Linked DNA regions of Homo sapiens: region 1 is linked to region 2. A link is a contact called in ENCODE Hi-C or POLR2A ChIA-PET data. All regions are on one chromosome and are shown on one strand. Each heading gives the region's core, a stretch centred on a gene start or an enhancer-like site at or near the end of the contact. The rest is flanking DNA. Distances are from core to core; before and after follow the strand shown.

Region 1 (5,069 bases), core at 1,591-4,090, 170 kb before region 2:
GAGGAAATGGATTTGGAGGAGGAGACCTGTCTCAGTAGTGAAACATCTTGCCCTGTAACTACTTTCTACCCACCCAGTCTCCACCTACTCCCATGTACATATATAAAATCACAAGTCAGATACCAACTTCTCAACACTGGGTTATGAAGTAGATTTTCTTTTGGGAATCAATAGTCATGTTCAATCCTACACTACAAGTGAGGAGAGACACATTCTTCCTTTATGTTTTCTTAACTCTGGCAAACTAGTAAAAATAATGGAAAAGTGGCTGGCCTCTTTGGCTTCACCTCACTCTTGCCAACTTTAGCCATCAAATGCCCAGGCCCTGTGGATTCTGCGTCCACAGTCCCTCACAAGTAGACTGCCCTCTGTTCCGTTTCCATTGCCAGTTCCCTGATGCGACCTTCCCTGGCTTCTGGCAGAATGCTGTCTCTACCTCTCATTACCCATGACACTATTCTCTACTTCACTTACCCTGTTGTGCCCATTCCAGCTTATATTTGAATAATTTATGAAGATGCCATATCCCTTAGTGCAGCAAGTGCTGTGTAAGAGCTGCCTTTTTTTCACCTTTATAGATTTGAGATGACCTTATACAAAGATTTTAAGTGTTTTAGGAAATCTTTGTGAAAGCAAAGGAGAAAAAAAGGATAAAGGGAAGGAAAAGGGAACCAGAAGGACACAGAAAGGAACAGAATGGAAGGGGAGGGAAGGGAAGGGAGTGGAAGAAATTCGGTAGTGTCTTTTTATGTGGGGTATATAATAGACCTTCACAACAAGTCTAATTTTATTCCTTTTCAAAATAAACTTTTTTATACCCTTTATTTTTCCAAAAACAGATCCTTATTTTCTTTGGAATGAGTGTCTCAGTTGTACCTTCTAAGAACTTAAGTCACACAACGTTTACACATATCCAAATACCAATGTTTAGTGCCATATTTTTCTCTTACTCAAATACCTCTTCTATTTTGTTTTCCTTTAGAATCAATGTTCTTTATTCTTAAGATAATAGAAAAGTGCACTAAATAGTTTGGAGACTGTTCAAAATAATCATATTTTACTCTTTACTTCATTTATCCTTCTTTAATACCTGAGGTATTTCATGAAGGCTAGTATGTCATAGATCTAAAATGATTGTTTCCTCATTTCTATGGCTCAGAAAAATCTGACAAGAACCTCCGCAGCTGCACTGGTTATAGTCTCAGACTGTCATCCCCAGCCAGGTGCAAAAACAATGGCTGCCTATTAATATCCCCGTGCCAGCTGTTATCCCTACATGTGCAACATCCGGGTGCTGATGGGGAGAACACCATTTTATCTGCAGCCTCCCCTTTTTTGGTAAGGAATAAACTTTGCTGTCAACTTTTAAATGGCTCCTAATGAGTTAAAAGAAATAAATTATGTTTTATGCAATGTATTTTTCATTCAAAGGACTAATGACAGACCCTTTTAGGACCATCCTTATGTTTGAGGCATATACAGAGCACAGGACTTCCAGCCGCAAAGGTTATGGGTGGAAATGATATATGTGATTTCACTCAGGTCTGCAATGGAAATCAATCTTCCATGAAAGTACCCTGTAATCAGGTATAATTGACATAATGAATAGGTAAAACATGAAACAGAAGAACACATTGGCAGGTAAGAGGTAAGGAGGGGCCAGGGAAACATATGTAAATGGAATCCAAAACCATAAACTAGTTAATATTTCAGTTTTTGAAAGTTACTAACAGTCAGTCTAAGGGACCCCCAATAAAATGTGATGGGCTCCAGTGTAAAAATAAGCCATACTCTTTATTCTTGATGAGCTGAATTATCTAAAGTCAGAAATGTGACACCAACCAAAGTATTCAGTGTCAGATTTATTTTATTCAAAGTCATATAATTTTATATTGGGAAGAGACCTTGCAATTCAACCTTTCATCAAGCACTGGAATTCCTTCCACAATATCCCAAGCAGATGGACATTTAGTCTTAGCTTGACTCCTGACTTAACCTGATCATTTAGACATAGCTTGAGCTCCTCCTACAACAGTGAGCTAAGCACTCTGTAAGGCAGCCTACTATATTATTGGACGTTTTTGGTTCCCAGAAACTTCCTTTTTAGGTTGAGATGAATCTTGCATTTCTATAATTTCTGTCCATTGATCATGGCTTTGCTATTTGGAAGATGCTGTATTCTAATTTTGGGGGCAGGCTTAGGTTGCCTAGGTTAGATAGGGTGATGGTTTAAGATATCCTAGGTCCAAAGAGTAGGGAATTAAGAGAGGTGAAATAAGTACATACTTTTAAATCCAACAATTCTTTTTGGGTCTAAGTAAATAGCATAGGTCATTATTATAACTTATATTTAAGGTATATTCAGAGTTAAGCGTATATATTAAGATTTAAAGACCTGTAACACTTAAGTACAATGCAATACTTTCTCATCATTTAATTTTGTATGTTCATCTAATTTCTGGAATCTCCCCAGCCTAAGCTCAAGGAGGTTAAAAGTTTTGGGAGTAGGAGACGTAGGAGACTTTTTGGGGAATAATTTTTCCCCAAAATATATTATTGGATAGAATTTACTTTCCAGTCCAAAAAACTTGATGTTGAAATTGTCACTTATAATCAGAGGTCTCAGTAGACATCTGCATTGTTCCAGCCTTGGTAGAGCTTTGGATTCTGCAAGTAACACTCAAACTCTACCACTTCCCCTGCTTCTGAGGTTAAAAGCAAGTGCCTGTCCTCATTATGATAGTTAAGATCTTATCTTCTCTTGTTTTTCTACCTCTGATAGGCTGTTCTGGTATTTATCCTGGGGGCAAAACAGAAAAGTGGTTGATTTCTTCGTGGCTCAAACAGAAAGATCATCAGGAACATGCACAACACACACACACACACACACACACACACACACACACACACAAGCATTAAGCTCCCTGGGGCCTTGAGGCCTCTACTGTCACTGCATTTCTTTGTTTTTTTTTTTTTTTGAGATGGAGTTTCACTCTTTTTTCCCAGGCTGGAGTTGCAGTGGCACGATCTCGGCTCACCACAACCTCTGCCTCCCAGGTTCAAGCAATTCTCCTGCCTCAGCCTCCCAAGTAGCTGGGATTATAGGTATGCACCACCACACCTGGCTAATTATATATTCTTAGTAGAAACGGAGTTTCACCATGTTGGTCAGGCTCGTCTCGAACTCCTGACCTCAGGTGATCCACTCACCTTGGCCTCCCAAAGTGCTGAGATTATAGGCATGAGCCACCGTGCCCAGTCTCTCACCGCATTTCTAACTCTCCTTCTTCATTGGTGATGGATAAATCACCATGTCTTCTATCTGCTTTGGGGTTTTTCTTCTTCCTCTAAACAAATTTTTGAAAGGGTTATATTGTAAACATTATAGATTCGTACTTTTATAGGTGACTAATAGGCTAAATTCCTTCTGGACAACAATGGAGCTTATATTTCTTTCAGATGCTTCAAAGAATATAGAATGTAAGCTCTAGGAAGCATGCCAGAAACACTTTTGAATCCAAACGGCCGGGTCGAGCCGGGTTATACTGAGAAATTTTGAGATATTTAAAAATCATTACAGCTGACAGAATAATAAACACCTATTCAAATGCAAAATAGTTATTTTTCTCTTTACCTTTTAAAGTCAGTGAAAGAAGGTTCTCACCATTTTACAGCTGTTAAAAAATTTAACTATATGTCACCCACTTTCATAAATATTTACCCAATTTAATCCTTAAAACAAGCCTCGAGGCATTACTCTCTGCATTTTTGAAAATAAGGAAACTGGCTTAAAGAGGAAGAGTTGAGACATGCCTGACAATCCCAGGAGTTGAAGTTGAGGGAGTCTCATGACTTCAGAGCCCAGGCATGTTCACTCTATCATGACTATTCCAGTGACCTGCAGGCTCACTTTGGTCTGCTATTACAAATAAAAGAGACCCTTGAATTTGCTTTCTAAATAATTATCTTCATGCCAGTCACCATGGCTCACGCCTGTAATTCCATCACTTTGGGAGGCCGAGGTGGGAGATTGCTTGAACGCAGGAGTTCAAGACCAGCCTGGGTAACATAGTGAGACTTTGTCTCTACAAAAAATACAAAATTGGCCGGGTATGGTGGCACACACCGGTAGTCCCAGCTACCCGAGAGGCTGAGGTGGGAAGATCTCTTGAGCCTGGAAGGTCAAGGCTGCAGTGAACTGTGATCTTACTGCACTCCAGCCTGGGCAACAGAGCAAGACCCTGTCTAAAGTAATAATCCTCATGATAATAACAATAATATTCCAAACATCTTTTGCCCAGTAAATTTTGATGTTTTGGTTCTCAATCTATGGGCTGGGTAAGACATGTCCTTTGCTGGAGATTTCCACAGGTAAATTGGAAGAAATGACATCTAAGACATGTTTCAACTCTTATGATGGTTAGTTTTATGTCAACTTTACTGGGCTAAGGAGTGCCCGGATAGATGGTAAAACACTATTTCTGGTGGGTTTATGAGGGTACCTCCTGAAGAGATTAGCATTTGAATCTGTACACCAAGCAAGGAAGATCATCCTCACCAATGTGGGCAGGTATCACCTAATCCATGGAGGGCTCAAATAGAACAAAAAGGTAGAGGAAAAGTGAATTTGTTCTTTCTGCTTGAGCTAGGACTTCTATTTCTCTCTTACCCTTGGACATCCACATTCCTGGTTCTTGGGCTTCCAGGCTTAGACCAGGACTTACACCATCCACCTGATTCTCAGGCTTTCAGACTCTGACTGAATCACAGCACTAGCTTGCCTGGTTCTCTAGCCTGTAGACAGCAGATTGTGGGGCATAAGCCAACTCCCATAATAAATCTTTATGTATATGTGTGTGTGTATGTGTGTGTGTGTATCACCTGTTGTTCTGTTTATTTGGAGAACCCAAACACAACTTTAAAACATGTGATTTTGTGAGATTACATGTAACAAAAAAGAAAAGACAAATAAAGAAACATATACTTAAGTATAGACATATTAAGGTAAGTGAGAGTCCTGCTTTGTTTAAGACAAGTCTCACCTGTGAACAAACCTTTAAGTGACCTAA
Region 2 (4,787 bases), core at 157-2,656:
CCAAACATACGTAGACATTTGATGTAGCCATTGTTATCACTCATTAGAAGGACAATTTGGTTTTATTACTTCTTTCTAGATAAGAGTCTCCCTAAATAATGTAAGGGAGATGGTGGTCCAAATTTTGTGGTGATAGACATTTTGTGCCTCTTGTTTCTGTATCCATTTTTACAAAAATTCTAATATCTAATTCATGTCTTATTTTAGTTTTCAATATATATGTCCTTTTTTATTTTGAAGTAATGATTATTTTGTGGTTAACAGTAAAGGACCTTCCTCTGCCAAGATTTGTTGCTTCAAAGAATGAACAGGAATCTCGCCATGCAGCCTCATATTCTTCAGATTCTGAAAATCAAGGGTCGTATTCTGGTGTAATTCCCCCACCACCTGGCAGGGGGCAAGTGAAAAAGGGATCCGTAAGCCATGATACGGTTCAGCCTCGTACATCTGCAGATGCACAGGTAATCACATGCATGTAAATATTAGCAGTTGATGCCCTGTGCAAATGCTTCACTAAGGCTCTTATTGGTAGCTTAATAATTAAAATGTCTCCTTAAAGTTAAAATTTTAAAATAATATTCTTTTCTAGGAACCTGCATCCCCAGTAGTTTCACCACAGCAATCCCCACCAACTTCTCCACACACATGGAGGAAGCACAGCCGTCATCCCAGCGGTGGGAATAGTGAGAGGCCTCTCGCGGGACCTGGGCCATTTTGGTCTCCCTTTGGTGAAGCACAATCAGGTATTTAGAGATTGATTGATTAGAGTGTCATTGTGTTGCCCAGGCTGGTCTTGCACTCCTGGGTTCAAATGATCCTCCTGCCTCAGCCTCCTGAGTAGGTGGGGATTATAGGCTTGTGCCACAGAACCTGGCTTAGAGATTTTTTGAAAGTAACAATTATTTAGGGTTGTAAATTGAAGGAAACTTGATAATATTCCTTCAGGAGTTGCCTCCCAGATAGTTTTTAATTGTAAGTTTAAGTTAAATAGAAGCAAAAACCAACTATGGAAATTTGTAAGTGGATACATTGCTTTGAAAAGTGGTAATTGCATTTATGTGTATCTGTGATGTTTAGACAAGTTTATGGATACCAGATTCTCTAAAGGTAAAATGAATAATTATTTCCCAGAATATTATGTATATATTACATACATTTTATTGACAAGGAGAGCACAAAATAATTGAAGATATTTAAATGAGGTATAATTTCTAATAGAACAGAAAAGATTCCATTTTGGAAATTGTTAGATTTCTTCAGAGTAAGAGTTGGAAAGAAAACTTCCTAGTAACTTTTTTCCTCAAACATGAGTCAGCATGTTTACCCATTCTCCTTATAGGTTCTTCTGCTGGTGATGCAGTGTGGTCAGGGCATTCCCCACCTCCACCTCAAGAAAACTGGGTCAGTTTTGCAGATACTCCACCAACCAGTACTCTTTTAACCATGCATCCTGCTTCTGTCCAGGTGTGACATTTTATTGGTATTGCATTTTTATTTGCTTCATTCAGAGTATTGCTCCAGTCGTTGTTTTTATATTTTGCTGTTGCAGATTTTATAAATGCAAATCCACTCATTTATTTAAAAGCAAAATTCTGCTCTGTGCATTTCAAATCTGTTATCATTGGAATGTTTCAGCTGATTTTATTTCTGTTTCTGATTCCCTAGTGAAGTTTTGAAAGGTTTCTGCATCTGGAAATATATTTGCTTGGCTTTCTTAGCACATTTTCATAACTTTCTGTTGCTTACATAATTGCTGTCATTCTACTCGTTTCTATAATCATTGTGCAAAAACATATCCAATAATCTGACTGTAACAGATGTGTGGTTTTACATTTTAAATATACACAAAAAGCAAGTTTTACTTTCAAAGATAAATAACCTAGCAATCTTGGTCCATATAATCATGTAGGTAGATATTGTACTGAGGAAAAAATGTTTCATTACAGGACCAGACAACAGTACGAACTGTAGCATCAGCTACAACTGCCATTGAAATTCGTAGGCAATCCAGTAGTTATGATGATCCCTGGAAAATAACAGATGAACAAAGACAGTATTATGTAAATCAGTTTAAAACCATTCAGCCTGATCTAAACGGATTTATTCCAGGTGAGTTGTTGAAAACAGAAGTTCTTCTAGATGGGACAGGAGAATCTCAATTTCATAATATCAAAGACATTGTTTTATTGGTCATAGATTTTAATTATAAAATAATTATCAGATTATTTGTCTAAAAAGAATTTATAATCACTGGGGGCCAAAAACATGACATATTCACATATTAAAAATATCTTTTCCCAGTTAAAAAAGTCTAAGACTCTTACATTCTGTTCGTGGATCCGTAAGTTCAGAATAACATTAAACAACACTGTTTTAATATTTCAGGATCTGCAGCTAAAGAGTTTTTTACAAAATCAAAACTTCCTATTCTTGAACTTTCTCATATTTGGTAAGTGTGGTATATCATTAGTTGGGTAACTGGGTTGCTTCCAAGGAGTTTCTAGCAGATAGATTTTAGAGCCTTAAAAAATAAACAACTAACCCCTTCAAGAATGCTGTCAAAGAACTCAGTATTGCCTTACAATAGCCAGCTTCTCTCTTATTCTGCAGAAAAGAAATAAGTGATACTGATACAGTAGTTCTTTGTAAAGAGCTAAAATTCTTTAAGCTGTATCAGCTGTTTTTTTGTTGCTAGCATAATGTATGAGATAAAAGTTAGTTTGCACATACATGGTTATATTTATCCCATTGGTTTTTTATCAAGTTTAGTAAGTCCTATACCATGCCATAAGTTTAGGAATGGTGTTAGCTTCCATTTAACCAGAGACTTAAGAATAGCTGTGTTGGAATATGGTTCGAATTGGCTATTAGAACACAAAGTGTAATCACAAATTACTTTATAAAAATAGGCCAGGGCCGGGTGCGGTGGCTCATACCTGTAATCTTAGCACTTTGGGAGGCCGAGGCAGGTGGATTACCTGAGCTCAGGAGTTTGAGACCAGCCTGGGCAACATGGTGAAACCCTGTCTCTACAGAAAAATTAGCCGGGCATGGTGGCACATGCCTGTAATCCCAACTACTGGGGAGGCTGAGGCACGAGATTCGCTTGAACCTGGGAGGTGGAGGTTGCAGTGAGCCAAGATTGTGCCATTTCACTCCAGCCAGGGTGACAGAACGAGATTCTGTCTCAAAAAAACAAAACAAGCAAAAAGAAAACACAAACTGGGTGTGGTGGTTCACGCCTGTAATTCCAGCACTTTGGGAAGCCAAGGCAGGCAGATTGCTTGAGCCCAGGAGTTCAAGACCAGCCTGAGCAACATGGTGAAACCCCATCTCTATTAAAAAGAAAAAAATTAGCAAGGTGTGGTGGTGCAAGCCTGTAGTCCTGGCTGCTTGGGAGGCTTACATGGGAGGATTGCTTGAGTCCAGGAAGCAGAGTTTGCAGTGAGCTGAGGTCATACCACAGCACTGTAGCCTGGGCAACAGAGTGAGACTCTGTCTCAAAAATAAATAAAAAACGATTATCAGATAAACATAAATGTTAATTCCAGTGTGTATCAATGTTATTTCTCTATATTCTAAATCATTTTTAATAGGTTTTTGGTAGCATAGAGTGCTGTAGTACAAGGTAGGTAGATAACACCTAAAACTGAAAACTCAAAAACTAGTAATATATGCATGCTATTTATAGTTTAAGGCAATAAAGACAAAAGTGGTTGTCTGTATCTAGGAAAGGGCATAGACAGCAAGGTGGAGTGGCTGTATTTCTGTTTTAAGCCTTGCAGTTCTACTTAGTGATTTAAAGTACGTACATGTCAGCCGGGTGCGGTGGCTCACGCTTGTAATCCCAGCACTTTGGGAGCCCAAGGCAGGTGGATCACATGAGGTCAGGAGTTCGAGACCAGCCTGGCCAAAATTAGCCAGGCATGGTGACGCGTACCTGTAATCCCAGCTACTCAGGAAGCTGAGGCAAGGGAATCACTTGAACCCAGGAGGTGGAGGTTGCAGTGGGCCGAGATCGTGCCACTGCACTCCAGCCTGGGTGACAGAGCGAGATTCCATCTCAAAAAAAATAAAAACAAAAAATAAAGTACATACATGGTGAATTTTGATAACATAAAAACAGACTTTTGAAAAATTTCACTAACTTATTACGTATGCCTTCTAAAAATGCATGTGAATTATAGGTCATTCTTTTTGGTGACCTTAATTATTGGGGCTGCTTTTTAGAGAATTTCAAACACACAGGAAAGCTTAAAGAAGAGTACCATAAGCATTCATATACTACCACCTAGATTCTGGAGGTAACATTTTGCTACATTTGCTATATTACACATCTTTCTGTGTATGGGATTTTTATAATTACTGAGTTCTTGCACTTTCTCATGGAAAATATTTCTCTTGCTTCTTTTTGAGAAATAAAAGGATCCAAAGCGGAATGTGATTATATTCACAATAAACTTATCTTCTAGGGAACTCTCAGACTTTGATAAAGATGGTGCATTGACACTGGATGAGTTTTGTGCTGCTTTTCATCTGGTGGTTGCTAGGAAGAATGGCTATGATTTACCAGAAAAACTTCCTGAAAGCTTAATGCCCAAACTGATTGATTTGGAAGATTCAGCAGGTAAGATTGGGAGCTGAAGAGAGCTGTTTGCATGCCTTGATAAACATAATGCTTGATTCTGAAAGAAAAATCAAGATAGAGGTTAACCTTAGCTTAATAGCTTAGATATTTCATCAAGTGTACATAGATTTGTCATCAGAATAGGATGTATGGGCCAAGC

What was found. A loop is a pair of places that touch in the nucleus more often than their neighbours do. ChIA-PET counts read pairs that join two places held with the same protein, here RNA polymerase II (POLR2A). Pooled maps may share reads with other maps.
Region 1: a loop to region 2 is called in a pooled map, with 4 times the contacts of the local background. The contact joins two enhancer-like sites. A Hi-C loop is called at or near these places in 8 of 50 pooled maps. POLR2A ChIA-PET finds 5 or more read pairs at or near these places in 3 of 52 experiments (H1, OCI-LY7 and WTC11).

What each region holds. Positions count from the first base shown.
Region 1 is chr6:139,111,107-139,116,175 of GRCh38, reverse strand. No RefSeq gene overlaps it. Among named protein-coding and RNA genes, the nearest start is that of HECA, 21 kb to the left of the region's middle. Within about 2 kb of position 2,840, at least 3 of the 41 ENCODE cell types and tissues checked have a DNase peak (open chromatin) inside an H3K27ac peak, as active enhancers do.
Region 2 is chr6:138,941,175-138,945,961 of GRCh38, reverse strand. REPS1 (RALBP1 associated Eps domain containing 1) reads left to right here. Exons shown (of 20, transcript NM_001286611.2): 3 at 265-461; 4 at 590-743; 5 at 1,340-1,464; 6 at 1,947-2,109; 7 at 2,386-2,449; 8 at 4,473-4,627. Among named protein-coding and RNA genes, the nearest start is that of REPS1, 45 kb to the left of the region's middle. Within about 2 kb of position 1,406, at least 2 of the 41 ENCODE cell types and tissues checked have a DNase peak (open chromatin) inside an H3K27ac peak, as active enhancers do.